2 separate regions of the Homo sapiens genome follow, and region 2 is linked to region 1. Evidence: chromatin loops called from intact Hi-C (ENCODE). Cell type or tissue: heart right ventricle. All regions are shown on one strand. Links, peaks and the distances in the headings refer to the core of each region. The heading gives the core; the rest is flanking DNA. Region 1 overlaps CENPT (centromere protein T). Region 2 overlaps PSKH1 (protein serine kinase H1).

Region 1 (6,704 bases), core at 1,705-6,704:
ACGTTGTCCGGGCTGGTCTCGAACTCCTGACCCCAGGTGATCAGCCTGCCTCGGCCTCCCAAAGTGCTGGGATTACAGGCATGAACCACCGTGCCTGGCCATGTTTAAATACGTGTGCAGTAGAGATAAAATTCAGCAAAAGATCATTGTAACTGTTATGGTTCAAACTCTACCTGTCTCAGGACTCACCTTGCTCAAAAAATGTTGAGAGGCCAAATTGATGTAATTTCTTTATGCACAGAATATTGAAAATTATGCCCAATGAAACTCTAATTTCCAGTACATAAAATCACCTGTCATCTACACTTAATCTTCTACCTCAAAGCATATCTGGAATGCATGGCTTTCTCCCCACCTCCACGATCCAGCTCACTCTCTGTCTTAATCACCCCTGGAGAAAGGCAAGAACCTCATCACATGTCTCCCTGCCTTCAATCTTGCCTCTCCTGCAATCTGTTCTTCACATGACTGCCAGAGAAAATCTGATATGTCATACCTCTGCTTAAATTCCTCCACTGGCTTCCTATTCCATTTAGAATAATGTCCAGATTCTTTCCCAGAGCTTGCAAGACCCCATATTAGTCTAGCCCTGTCATTCTCTTTCGCTCCTCCCTGCCTCACTTCATCCCAGTATTTTTTTTAAACAAGTAATTATAACGTTTAATTATGTGAACAAACAGAATACTACTGTACAAAGAATGAAGCTCATTGTTTGTTTGTTTGTTTGTTTGTTTGTTTTTGAGACGGAGTCTCACTCTGTCGCCCAGGCTGGAGTGCAATCTTGGCTGACTGCAACCTTCACCCTCCAAGTTCAAGCGATTCTCCTGACTCAGCCTCCCGAGTAGCTGGGATTACAGGCACCTGCCATCGTGCCCGGCTAATTTTTTGTATTTTTAGTAGAGACAGGGTTTCACCATCTTGGCCAGGCTGGTCTTGAACTCCTGACCTTGTGATCCACCTGCCTCGGCCTCCCAAAGTGCTAGGATTACAGGTGTGAGCCACTGCGCCCAGCCAAAGTTCATGTTTTAATCTTTTTTGAAACATGTTTGACCAGCCTGGGCAACATGGTGAAACCCCGCCTGTACGTAAAATACAATAATTAGCTGGGCATGGTGACTCACTCCGGTAATCCCAGCTACTCAGAAGGCTGAGGTGGGAGGATGGCTTGAGTCCAGAAGGTTGAGATCTTCAGTGACCTGTGATCCCACCATTGCACTCCAGCGCGGGTGACAGAGCGAGACCCTGTCTCAAAAAAAAAAGAAAAAAAAAAGGCAAGGCACGGTGGCTCACGCCTGTAATCCCAGCACTTTGGGAGGCCGAGGCGGAAGATCACCTGAGGTTAGGAGTTGGAGACCAGCCTGGCCAACAGAGCGAAACCTCGTCTCTACTAAAAATACAAAAAATTTCGTAGTGGCTCACGCCTGTAATCCCAGCACTTTGGGAGGCCGAGGCGGGCAGATCACAAGGTCAGGAGATCGAGACCATCCTGGCTAACACGGTGAAACCCCGTCTCTACTAAAAATACAAAAAATTAGCCGGGCGTGGTAGTGGGCGCCTGTACTCCCAGCTACTCGGGAGGCTGAGGCAGGAGAATGGCGTGAACCTTTGGGAGGCTGAGGCAGGCGGATCACCTGAGGTCGGGAGTTCAAGACCAGCCTGACCAACATGGAGAAACCCCATCTTTACTAAAAATACAAAATCAGCCATGCGTGGTGGCACATGCCTGTAATCCCAGCTACTCGAGAGGCTCAGAAGGCAGAGGTTGCGCCATTGCACTCCAGCCTGGGCAACAAGAGCAAAACTCTGTCTCAAAAAAAGAAAAAAAATACAAAAAATTAGCCGGGCTTGGCGGTGGGCCCCTGTAATCCTAGCTGCTTGGGAGGCTGAGGCAGGGAGAATTGCTTGAACCCAGGAGGCAGAGGTTGCAGTGAGCTGAGATCGCACCACTACACTCCAGCCTGGGCAACAAAGCGAGACTCCATCTCAAAAAAAAAAAAAAAGATGTTTGTTTTTTTCCATATTATTCAATAGTTCAAGGTTTTACTAGTAAATGAATAAATAATTTAAAACTGCAGGCTGGGGCCGGGTGTAGTGGCTCACGCCTGTAATCCCAGCACTTTGGGAGGCTGAGGTGGGCGGATCATGAGGTCAGGAGGTCAAGACCATCTTGGCCAACATGGTGAAACCCCGTCTCTACTAAAAATACAAAAAATTAGCCAGGTGTGGTGGTGGGCACCTGTAATCCCAGCTACTTGGGAGGCTGAGGCAGGGAGAATTGCTTGAAACCGGGAGGCAGAGGTTGCAGTGAGCTGAGATTGTGCCACTGCACTCCATCCCGGGCAACAAAGTGAGACTCCATCTCAAAAAACAAAAAACAAAAACAAAAACAAAACTGCAGACCAGGCGCCATGGCTCACGCCTGTAATCCCAGCACTTTGGGAGGCTGAGGCAGGCGGATCATGAGGAGTTCGAGACCAGCATGACCAAAATGGTGAAACCCCGTCTCTATACAAAAATTAGCTGGGCGTGGTGGTGCCAGCCTGTAATCCCAGCTGCTCAGGAGGCTGAGGCAGGAGAACATCTCAAAAAAAAAACAAAAACAAAAAAAAAACTGCATTTAGGTAGTAACCATGGAAATATGTCTGCAAAAGGATAGCAAATTGAGTCAGATAACACAGATATCAGATCTAAATGACAAGGAATATCGATAGCTTTTTCTCTACAGTTCTCTTATTTTGAGAAGCAAGAATCTAATTTTTTGCTTAATTTTTTTTTTCCGAGATGGAGTCTTGCTTAGTCGCCCAAGCTGGAGTAGTGTGGCTCGATCTCAGCTCTGCAACCTCTGCCTCCCAGGGTTCAAGCAATTCTCCTGCCTCAGTTTCCAGAGTAGCTGGAATTATAGGTGAGTGCCACTACACCCAGCTAATTTTTGTGTTTTTAGTAGAGACAGGTTTAACCATGTTGGCCAGACTGGTCTTGAACTCCTGACCTCAAGTGATCCGCCCGCCTCAGCCTCCCAAAGTGCTGGGATTACAGGCATGAGCCACCATGCCTGGACTTCTTGGCTCAGCTTTTTTAACACAAGCACAAATATGCCCATGCTTGTCTCAGGTATCTGATAATTTACACTTGATCTCAGTGCAGATTCTGGGAAAGTGAACTCCACGGAAGACTCAGAAACCAAGTTCTAATTCAGTTGCCATGAAAACTTAAGGTGAGAGGATTGTCAACCAGTGAAAAATACGGAGGAAAACACTAACAGAATATGGTAAGCATCTCTAGCATTAAAAATTTTTAATGGCCGGGCGCAGTGGCTCACACCTGTAATCCCAGCACTTTGGGAGGCCGAGGCAGGCGGATCACTTGAGGTCAGGAGTTTGACACCAGCCTGACCAACATGGAGAAACCCTGTCTCTACTTAAAATACAAAATTAGCCGGGTGTGGTGGTGCATGCCTGTAATCCCAGCTACTCGGGAGGCTGAGGCAGGAGAATCGCTTGAACCCAGGAGGTGGAGGTTGCGGTGAGCCGAGATTGTGCCATTGCACTCCAGCCTGGGCAACAAGAGCAAAACTCTGTCTCAAAAAAAACCCCAATTTTTATTTATTTATTTTGCTAGATGTGGTGGTAATGGGGAAAACATTAATAGAACTTTTGAGAGCCGGAATTCATCTCAAAATTGCTCGTGTTTGGAGATCATAATAACATCAGTGCTGGATCACAAACAGCCTATTAGCCTTGGAGCCTGCTTCCTGGTCTCTTCTGATAGAGATAGGCCCTATAGACAGATTTGCAAAGCAGATCTTTTAAAAATGCTTTTATTATTTTTTGATACAGGGTCTCTCTCTGTTGCCCAGGCTGGAGTGCGATCACGACTCACTTAAGTCTTGAACTCCTGGGCTCAAGCAATGCTCCTGCCTCAGCCTCCCCATTATCTGGGACTACAGGCGCGCACCACCATGACTGAATAATTTATTTTTATTTTTTGTAGAGACCAGGGGGCAGGGGTCTCACTGTGTTGCCCAGGCTGCTCTCGAACTCCTGAGCTCAAGCTATCCTCCCGCCTCGGTGTCCTAAAGTATTGGAATTACAGGCGTGAACCACCGCCTAGCCTGCAAATGCAAATCTAACCAGGTCATATGTAGGATAAAAATCTTTTTCCTGGCCCAAGTGTCTCTCCTCATCTTCGGAGAGGGAGATGGGAATGAGAGAGCCTTCTAATAATAGCAATTGCTAGTTACCAGTGCCCTGGCTTATCGTGTGTTAGACTCTGAGTTAAACATCAACTCCTTGAATCATTACAAGCTCCTTATCAGGTGGGTATCAACCTCAATTTACAGATGAAGAAGCCAAGACTTGGGCTGCTTGCATTACATTAACCGAGGTTTACCCGCAGCGAGGCTGCCTCCAAAGCATCCGGAGTTTGCAACCATCACTGTCCACCCCGCGAGCTGCGATAGTGCGAGAACTACAATTCCCGTGGGGCTGTGCGGGAGCATCGCGAGAGTTACATTAACTGTGGCGGCGGGAAGGCGGAGCCTGCAGCTGGCTGGGCGGTTAGGAGGGCCCGGGGCCGAGACGATGGCTGACCACAACCCTGACAGCGACTCCACGCCGCGCACGCTGCTGCGACGCGTGCTGGATACAGCGGACCCGCGCACCCCGCGGCGACCCCGGAGTGCTCGGGCTGGGTATGTGAGGGGGCTCCCCGAGTACTTGAGCAACTAGAGGGACCGGGGAGTGGGGTCTGGGTGGAACCCAGCGTCGACTCTGTTCGAAGAGGAAAACTGAGTCTCAGAGAGGAGCAGGGTCTGGGTGGAACCCAGCGTCGACTCTGTTCGAAGAGGAAAACTGAGTCTCAGAGAGGAGCAGGGCCTGGGACTCTGAGAACTGGTTCCATTGCTCTAGCCGGGCCCGGGCCAGCTGTTTGTGCCCCTGCCCCCAGGGCTCCAGGCAGCCAGCCCTCGGGACCACAGAGCCTGACTGATCCCGGGTCTCTGGGGGCTCGGCCACTGGAGATGGAGGATAGGGGTTCAGAATCTCACCTTCTGCTCTGTTCTCTAGGCAGCTTTCCCCAGACCAGCCAGGGTGTGCCTAGGCATTTGCCCTGAACTTCTGCGTCCCGAGGGTTCCCACTGTTCCTGCTCATTGTCTTACTGTCCTTGTAGCTCCCAGCTGGGAAATGGGAAAGGAGCTAGAGGACAGCCTGGGCAGAAGTTGGGAGGCAGCAACTGGAAGATGCTTTGCTAAGGAGCAGGGAATTTGGCCTGAGTCAGTGGGAGTGGCAGTGGGTGAGGGCTGTGGTGAGCTCATGGTGCAGAGGATGCATACGTTGACATCTGCCAGACTGGGACAGTGGAGTTTCTTTATAGGGAATGAGAAGCCATTCATTATAGGTTTTACACCCATGAGGTAGGAGCTGCGCCCTGGGAACACTTATGTGGCTCTGGAATCTGAGAGGGACTGGACTGGAGAGACTAAGGTGTCTGGGGTACCCAAGTTCTTAAAAGATTTTAAAATACTTTAGTATCCATCATGGATTGTTACTTTCATGTCTGGGGTGGATGCTTTTCCAATTGCCCCTCTTTTCTGTGTGGCTAACCCCTACTTATCCTTTGTGATTCTGCTGAAGTCACCTCTGTGAAGCCTTTCCCAGCCCCTCCTGGTTGGTTCACTCATATGCCCTCTCTATTCCCATACCCCAGGGGTCTTCTTCGGTCCACACTGCTGGTGACATAGGGCTGGGAACAGGGGCGATGGTAGGGGCAAGTGGTTTCTGGGTCCCTAGCCCTGAGGGAAAACGGCTCCAGACCAAGACCCCTGATGAAGGCATGTCTCTATATTCTCTATCCCTCCTCACCGTAATTCTCGGCATAATTGCTGGTCTTTACACAGAGCCCGGAGAGCCCTGCTTGAAACGGCTTCCCCCAGGAAGTTGAGTGGCCAAACAAGGACGATAGCCAGAGGGCGTTCCCATGGAGCCAGGGTAAGTACCCAGCCCACTGACCCCAAAGGGCCCTGGCTGCCTCGGGGAGGGGGGTTGAGGTCTAGCTCTGCTCTGGAGCCCACCTTGAGGAAATCTCAAGGCAGACGGACAGACTGGTTGCTTGGTGCTTTGCCGATAGTCTGTTGGCAGATCGGCCCATATTCAGGCCAGTGGGCACTTGGAGGAACAGACACCTCGGACGCTGCTGAAGAACATCCTACTAACTGGTAAGTGAGCGCTGGCCTGCCGGTCAGAGTTAGGTACCAGTCCAACCCCAGTCTTGTGGTATCTTTTATTCAGGGTGGCCTGTTCTGTCAGCCCCACCCTCTCCTTGGTGTTTCTGCAGCCCCAGAATCTTCCATCCTGATGCCTGAGTCGGTAGTGAAGCCAGTGCCAGCACCGCAGGCGGTCCAACCCTCCAGACAAGAGAGCAGTTGCGGCAGGTACACAGAACTCCCCCACCTTGGATTGTGCTATGGGCAGCTTAGTCCGGGAGTTTCTTGGGGGTTGCAAAAGCCAGAATTGGACTTCCTGGCCTGTCTGAGATAAGCTCCATTCTTATAGCCTGGAGCTGCAACTTCCTGAGCTCGAGCCCCCCACAACCCTGGCTCCAGGTCTGCTGGCCCCTGGCAGGAGGAAACAGAGGCTGAGACTGTCAGTGTTTCAGCAGGGAGTGGACCAGGGGCTGTCTCTCTCCCAAGGTGAGGCCCTGGACACCA
Region 2 (6,704 bases), core at 751-5,750, 85 kb before region 1:
AGCCTAAGGGCTAATGAAACAAAGAACAGCGCCAGCTCTCTAGCAGAGGCTGCAGACAGAGGAGGAAGCTGCTTCTTTCTGGCAGCAAACACAGCTTACAGGGCGGCCCTAGACTTCCTCTGGCAGGCAGGGCTGCCTACTGGCAAGTGAGGCTGGGAGAGAAAGGCCCCTTGGTGTGTCTTCTGAGTGGCATCTGGGATACGTTAAAGGGTTAGATTGCAAGCCCAGCAACCTGAGTTCTAGTTCTACCTTCTCTGTCGGCCTTAGAGAAATCACACCGCCTTCACTTTTAACACGAGGAAGGGGCTGAATGTCATGAACTCTAAGTCCCTTCCAGTTTATAAACTCCTGGATTCCTTTTTCTCCACCTTTTCCTTCACGTGGCCACATGTGAAGCGCAGAGTTTAGCATTTAAGCTGACCTCTTGAGCCCTGGGTTCCTTATCTAACCAATGATGATTCTGGGGCAGGCTGGCTGACAGAGGAGGTGGCCCCACCACAGTGCTTCTAGAGAAGGGATGGGAAGGGAGGAAGAAGCCTGGGCTTTGCTACCATGACTCAGTTCTTCCCTCAGCTCTATTTCAAGATGTATTTTCAGACCCACTATTCCCACCTTCAAAGGCCTCCTTTCTGTACTTACGTGGGCCTGAATGAGAGCAGAGAAAAGGGCACAGAGGAAATTCTGGAAACAGAGCTTTGAGTTTACTCAGGAAAGCAGCATGACAACAAGAACGGCACCCTGTCATGCTGCCCACGACGAAGAGCATCAGCAGAATTAGACACTGTGTGGCAGCAGAGCCAGCATCCCCTCCTGTGGTCAAAAACCCATCATCCTGGTGCCTGGGCTTCCAGACCAGACAGAATCTACCACCCTGGGACTCGGCAGAGGGCGGGTGAGGGGCAAGCAACAGAAAAGGGAAGGGTGTGGGGGGAGAGAGCCTGAGGAGAGAAATAGAGGGAAGATAATGCAGTTTTAAAAACAAGTAGAGAATTAAAAAAAAAAAAGCAGAGAATAAAGATTAAAATGAGAAAAGGTGTGACAACTTAAAGGTTAGTAAAGCTGTGTTCTGAAACTTGAAATGGATAACAAAATGAAATCGTGTGCCCCCACCTGTCCCTGCCCAGAGCCAGAGTGGAGGGGAAGGAGAGGAGAGAGACAGGACACAACTCAAGATCGAGAAGGATGCTATTTGCTCGCTTTGCAATAGGCCTGTGCCACCAACATAGCGATGTCTGCTTTTAACAATGTCCTGGAGTAGCCCTGGAAGGTTCCAGATTTAGAAGCCTGCTGCAGCGTGATCTCTTTTATCTACACTCATCAAGGGTTCCGCTGAGGCCAAGTGGTTCCCAGGGCCCAGCCTGGTTTTTTGATTTTTGTTTTTGTTTTTTTTTTTAAGAGAGACAGAGTCTCACTCTGTCACCCAGGCTGGAGTGCAGTGGCGCGATGTGCAATCTCAGCTAACTGCAACTCCGCCTCCCAGGTTCAACCGATTCTCCTGCCTCGGCCTCCCAAGTAGATGGGACTACAGGTGCATGCCACCATGCCTGGTTAATTTTTTGTATTTTTAGTAGAGACGGTGTTTCACCGTGTTAGCCAGGATAGTCTTGATCTCCTGACCTCAAGATCTGCCCGCCTCGGCCTCCCAAAGTGCTGGGATACAGGCGTGAGCCACAGCACCTGGCATTATTTTTTTTTTCTTTTTTTGAGACGGAGTTTTGCTCTTGTTGCCCAGGCTGGAGTGCAATGGAACCATCTCACTGCAAACTCTACCTCCTGGGTTCAAGCAATTCTCCTGCCTCAGCCTCCCAAGTAGCTGGGATTACAGGCATGCACCACAATGCCCAGCTAATTTTGTATTTTTAGTAGAGATGAGGTTTCACCATGTTGGTCAGGTCGGTCTCAAACTCCTGATCTCAGATGCCACCCACCTTGGCCTCCCAAAGGGCTGAGATTACAGGTGTGAGCCACCGTGCCCAGCCTTTTTTTTTTTTTTTAACTTCCTCCCATCCTAATTTCTGAGGCAGTTTGGAGGCTCAGTGACTGTAACCATCTCATCCACACTGCAGTCTCTGTCCCTGGAACCCCAGGCTTAGGGCCAGTGGTAGGTCAATATGGGATGGAGGAAGAATGAAGAGATGAATGTGACTAAGCCTTCTGCTCCAAGCTGGCTGGGCCACAAGGGAGCAGAGCTCTCTGGGCACCACACATCTACCGAGGGACGTCAGGCACGATGGAGAAGGGTAACCTTGTGTGATGGGAGGACTGACTAGGGAAGGTGAGCTTGGAGAGGCACAGCCAGTGAGGATGGCTGGACCAGGTCACCATCAGCTATGCCATGCAATTGAGAGCCAGCCTCCACCTCAGTAGGTGTGGGAGGAGGATGAGCATGGGATGCTATGAGTGGATCTAAAGAGGTCAGGGCTGGGCACAGTGGCTCACGCCTTTAATCTCAGCACTTTGGGAGGCCGAGGCAGGAGGATCACTTGAGGCCAGGAGTTCAAGACCAGGCTAGGCAACATAGACCCTATCTCTACAAGAAACCTAAAAAATTAGCCCGGTGTGGTGGCCCACACCTGTAATCCCAGCTACTCGGAAGGCTGAGGCAGGAAGATGGTTTGGGCCCGGGAGTTTAAGGTTACAATGAACTATAATCACACTACTGCACTCCAACTCTTGTTCCTCTACAACAAGACCTTGTCTCTATTAAAAAATAATAATAAATAAATAAAGAGGTCAGAATGTGGGAGAGATACAGTCCAGCAGCTCCCAGAGGAACTTGAGGGCCCAGAAGCGACAGAGCCTGTGAAAGGCAGTGCTCTCCAGGTGGAGACAGACAATGAAAAGACAGGAGAGGGAGGGGATGGCTGACGCACCAGGGATGGCTCTGAGTGCAAGCCACCACACCCTGCTCTTTGTTGGCCAGGCCTCAAGGGCTGGAGGTGGAAAAAGTGATGAAAGGCAGCTGTGACCCAGGGTGACGTGATGCTATGGGTGGTCAGCAGGAACGGCTGAATGCAGCAGCGTGGCGGGTGGGTCTGCTCCTGCCACTACAGGGAAGTTGCTGCTTTCTGGGGTGTATGCAACCAGGGCAGCAGTGACAAAGGGAAACCTAGAGGACAGGGCTCTGGGGAGCCCAGTGGTGGCACAGAGGTGACACAAGATGGGGCTGCTGCTCTTCTCCACTCAGAGCTTCCTCTGGCCTCACATGGAGAGAGCTTCCTCTGCCTTCCTGCCAGAGGTCTCCAACCAAGGGCAGGTCCCCAGCCACAGTGACCAACTGAGGGTCCACTGCCTCCATCCAGTGGCCCAAACCATGCCACCTCCCAGTGACTAGTCAGGAATCCAGCCTGAGGGCATTGGCTCCTGCAGTGAAGGAGGGAGACTTAATCTGTTGAACACTTCGTGTTTTGGTGAAGTGGGGATGGCTTTTCCCAAGGGAACCTTCCTGGCCAGGTATGGGGGCATCTGATCATCCTCATGGGATCCTCACACACAGACAGCACAAGCATCCAGCACTTGACATGCAGCAGCCCCAGCAGGCTGGCAGGGAAGAAGGGCTTAGGGACAGATGCCTCATAGCAAAGAATTCTAAACTGATTTGTGTTTGCTCGTGCTGTCAGCTATTGAGACAGTCGTGGGAAAGCCATCCTCTGACTCTGGGAGCAGGGGTCAGTGAGAAGAGAGTTGAGCTGATGGGTCCATCACAGTCCCCACCCACACTGAAGGTGAGAAAAGTCAGGCAATTAAAGCATCCAGGAGAATCCAAGCATAAGCCAGGAAACACGCTCCCCGCTTCCCTGCCTCCACTCTGCCACCAGCATATACATTTGGTCTCCTGCTCTCCAGACACCCGGACAGCGCTCCCCATGACTCTGGGATGAGGTCCTATCCCTGCTCACATGGCTGCTCCTTGTGACATATGCGGGGAGATGAGGGGCAGGGAGGGAGACAGAAAGTCAGAGCATAGGACCAGGCTGCATAACCAAGCCCCGTCACCTAGAGAGCACTGAGACATGCCACATTCTCTGCATCTCATTTTATCTTCTACATCCCAAGGCATGTTAGAGTCACTTTAAGAAGTGGGGAGGTCGAGTGTGGTGGCTCACACCTGTAATCCCAGCACTTTGGGAGGCCAAGGCAGGCAGATCACCTGAGGTCAGGAGTTCCAGACCAGCCTGGCCAACGTGGTAAAACCCCGTCTCTACTAAAAATACAAAAATTAGCCAGGTGTGGTGGCTGGCACCTATAATCCCAGCTACTTGGGAGGCTGAGGCAGGAGAATTGCTTGAACCCAAAAGGTGGAGGCTTTGGTGAGCCGAGATCACACCACTGCACTCCAGCCTGGGCGACAGAGTAAGACTCCATCTCAAAAAAAAAAAAAAAAAGAACTACAGGTGGTCAAGCTCATTGCCCCTTCAGGTATACTTAGCCCCAGATCAATGTATGGTCAACCTGCAGACCAGACACCCAACCCTGGGAGGCCACCTCCCACCAGCCCTTGTCACCCAGGTAGCAGCAGAGTGGCTATGAAGGTGGGCTTCCTCTCCCAACAGTACTCTGTCCCCTGCCCAGCAGCACTCACAAGGCTCTGTGAGAAATTCTACCCAAGCCCACCTGTTCCTAGTACAGTCACCTGGGCTCACCCACAGCTCAGAGACTGGCCAAGCAGAGGAGGGTGATAATTCAGGATGCTGAATGCAGCAGACAGCAAAGCTCCTAATGGCATCACTCTAATATCAATCCTACAAGAGCCCCTTCATCCGTCCTGCCTCTAGGAATAGAACTCTTGACAAAAGCACTGACATCAAGGATGTCACATTTCATGTCAAGTGAATCACAGACTCTCTGCATTGGAGGACCCTGACAGTTCTCTAGCATGAGTCTGTAGCTGATGACTCACCTTCTGTGTCATCCTTTAGAAACAGCTCCTCCAGGCCTCCTGTGATAGGAAGCCGCCTCTCAAGGTGACTGTGTCCTCAAACTGCTCTCACATTCACACAGGCCTTCGCTACCTCTCCCAACCTGTGTCTCCCCACCACTTCCAGCATGCCCTCTCCACTCCAGCGTGCCCTCTCCACTCCAGTGCCTCTGGGTGCTGGGTAAACATTCAGATTTTTCCTTTCCAGTCATCTCCTCCTCAGCATTTACCCCTCTTCCAAGAGTCTTGTATTTGCCCTAAAAGTTGACAAGCACACACCAGCCCTGGGCCTTTAAATCCTCCCCCTGCCTGTGCCCACAGGCAGCTGTGGCCAGCAGCCCCCTAAGCGCATTGCCAGCAGGCTCTCTGCTTCCTCCTGGAGTCTGGCCCCTTGAGGGGAGCACTCCACTGGCTGCACAGCCTGTCTGCCTGCCAGCAGTCACATTTGGGACGCTTCCCAGGGCATCACCAATAGCCACTGGTGCTTCCCTCAGGAGAAGCCAAGAGAAAATTCCCCCACCAGTTATCACTTATAAATACTGCAGTTCAACCCAGCATACAGGTACCACTGTGCACTAAGCCTGGACACGACAGTGGACAGCATATGTATTGATGTACATGCTGTCCTCAAGGACCCTACAGGCTAGACAGGAGAGATGTGTCCACTGATCAGCAGCCAGAAAGCACTGAAACAAGAAACCAGCAACGTGCTGAGGCACACATACCAGGGAGAGCAGACTGCAGCACTAGACAGGCCAAGAACTCTGAAGCCAAGACAGCCTGGAATCAAATCCCAGATGTGCCACCCTCCAGTCGGGAGACCATGGCCAAGTTATGTAACCTCACCATCCTCAGTTTCCTCATCTGTAAGGTGGGGGATTACGTACCACCTGGCAGGGTTGTCATAGATTGGAGATGGGGGGTGTAGAACATTCAGCCCTGGGTCTGCTACTTAGTGGGCACCACACAATGGCAGTAGGCAGCATTATTTCTAAAGGAAACAACTAAGACCGATACTGGGAGCAGCGTGAACAGTTGAGGCAGAAGCTTGGTGTGGAGAGTGAATGGGGGCAATGGCTCAGGCCTGTGGTGTGCAGGGAGTGGGGTGGGGTCTAGGGCATGGGCTTCAGGCTGGGGGATCTGGAGTGCCAGGATGGTAGGCAGGACCCCACATGCTCTCCAGGTCAGAGGGTAGCCTGGAATCCTCTCCAAGTCTGCCCATACAAGCTGATGTCCCTCCTGCAGAGCTAGGACTCTGCTCCATACTCCTTCACCTCCTATACTGTGGCTTACATATGCCATGTGGATCCCACTCCCTGGGATCCCTGATCTGCCCCAAACATCCCCAGGAGGACAGGATGGAATTATTCCAGTAGCCTCCAGCTAGCCTTCCTCCTGCCAGGCTCCATTCCCACTTTCTGCTGCCTTCCTCCTCCATTACCCAGAACCCAGAGGGCTCCTCCCACAGTGCAGAGGGCTCCCAACAACAAACACCAGACCTGCCCCAGCCTCTTCAACCTCTGCTCTGTCACTCCCAATCTCCTGTTTATTCTGGAGCACTCAGCAATGCTCCCTTCTCTGGGCCTCCTCCTTCTCAAAACTCATCTTCTGCAGGAAGCTTTCTATTCAAGTCCATGGATGCCACTGAGCCTGACAGAGGACTGGGGCTGCATGGACAGAGCTTGCAGGAAATAGGCACACCAGACCCGGCCTGGTGTACAGGGGAGAGCACTCTATGGGGTCAGGGAACAGGAAAGGTGCCCCTAGAAAGGCACCAAGCACCACG

What was found. Hi-C counts contacts between places; a loop is a spot of excess contacts. Peaks named below come from ENCODE experiments on the same cell type or tissue, not always from the same donor. Only the 100,000 strongest peaks of a DNase experiment are listed, where the experiment ranks them.
Region 2: a loop joins it to region 1, with 2.8 times the contacts of the local background. A loop is called at or near these places in 25 of 110 quality-filtered maps.

The regions. Positions count from the first base shown.
Region 1 is chr16:67,831,736-67,838,439 of GRCh38, reverse strand. CENPT (centromere protein T) reads left to right here. Exons shown (of 16, transcript NM_025082.4): 2 at 2,782-2,902; 3 at 3,140-3,268; 4 at 4,340-4,690; 5 at 5,895-5,985; 6 at 6,125-6,212; 7 at 6,332-6,428; 8 at 6,550-6,686. The coding sequence starts at 4,581. Among named protein-coding and RNA genes, the nearest start is that of THAP11, 7.2 kb to the left of the region's middle. RefSeq lists enhancers at 4,339-4,388, 4,869-4,918. In heart right ventricle, for the core only: no CTCF peak of the experiment used is centred there; DNase peaks (open chromatin) are centred at 4,489 and 5,017; H3K4me3 peaks cover 1,842 bases; H3K27ac peaks cover 1,339 bases.
Region 2 is chr16:67,916,274-67,922,977 of GRCh38, reverse strand. All of the region lies in intron 2 of PSKH1 (protein serine kinase H1), which reads right to left. Among named protein-coding and RNA genes, the nearest start is that of CTRL, 12 kb to the left of the region's middle. RefSeq lists an enhancer at 3,081-3,586. In heart right ventricle, for the core only: a CTCF peak has its summit at 3,137; a DNase peak (open chromatin) is centred at 5,344; H3K27ac peaks cover 4,014 bases.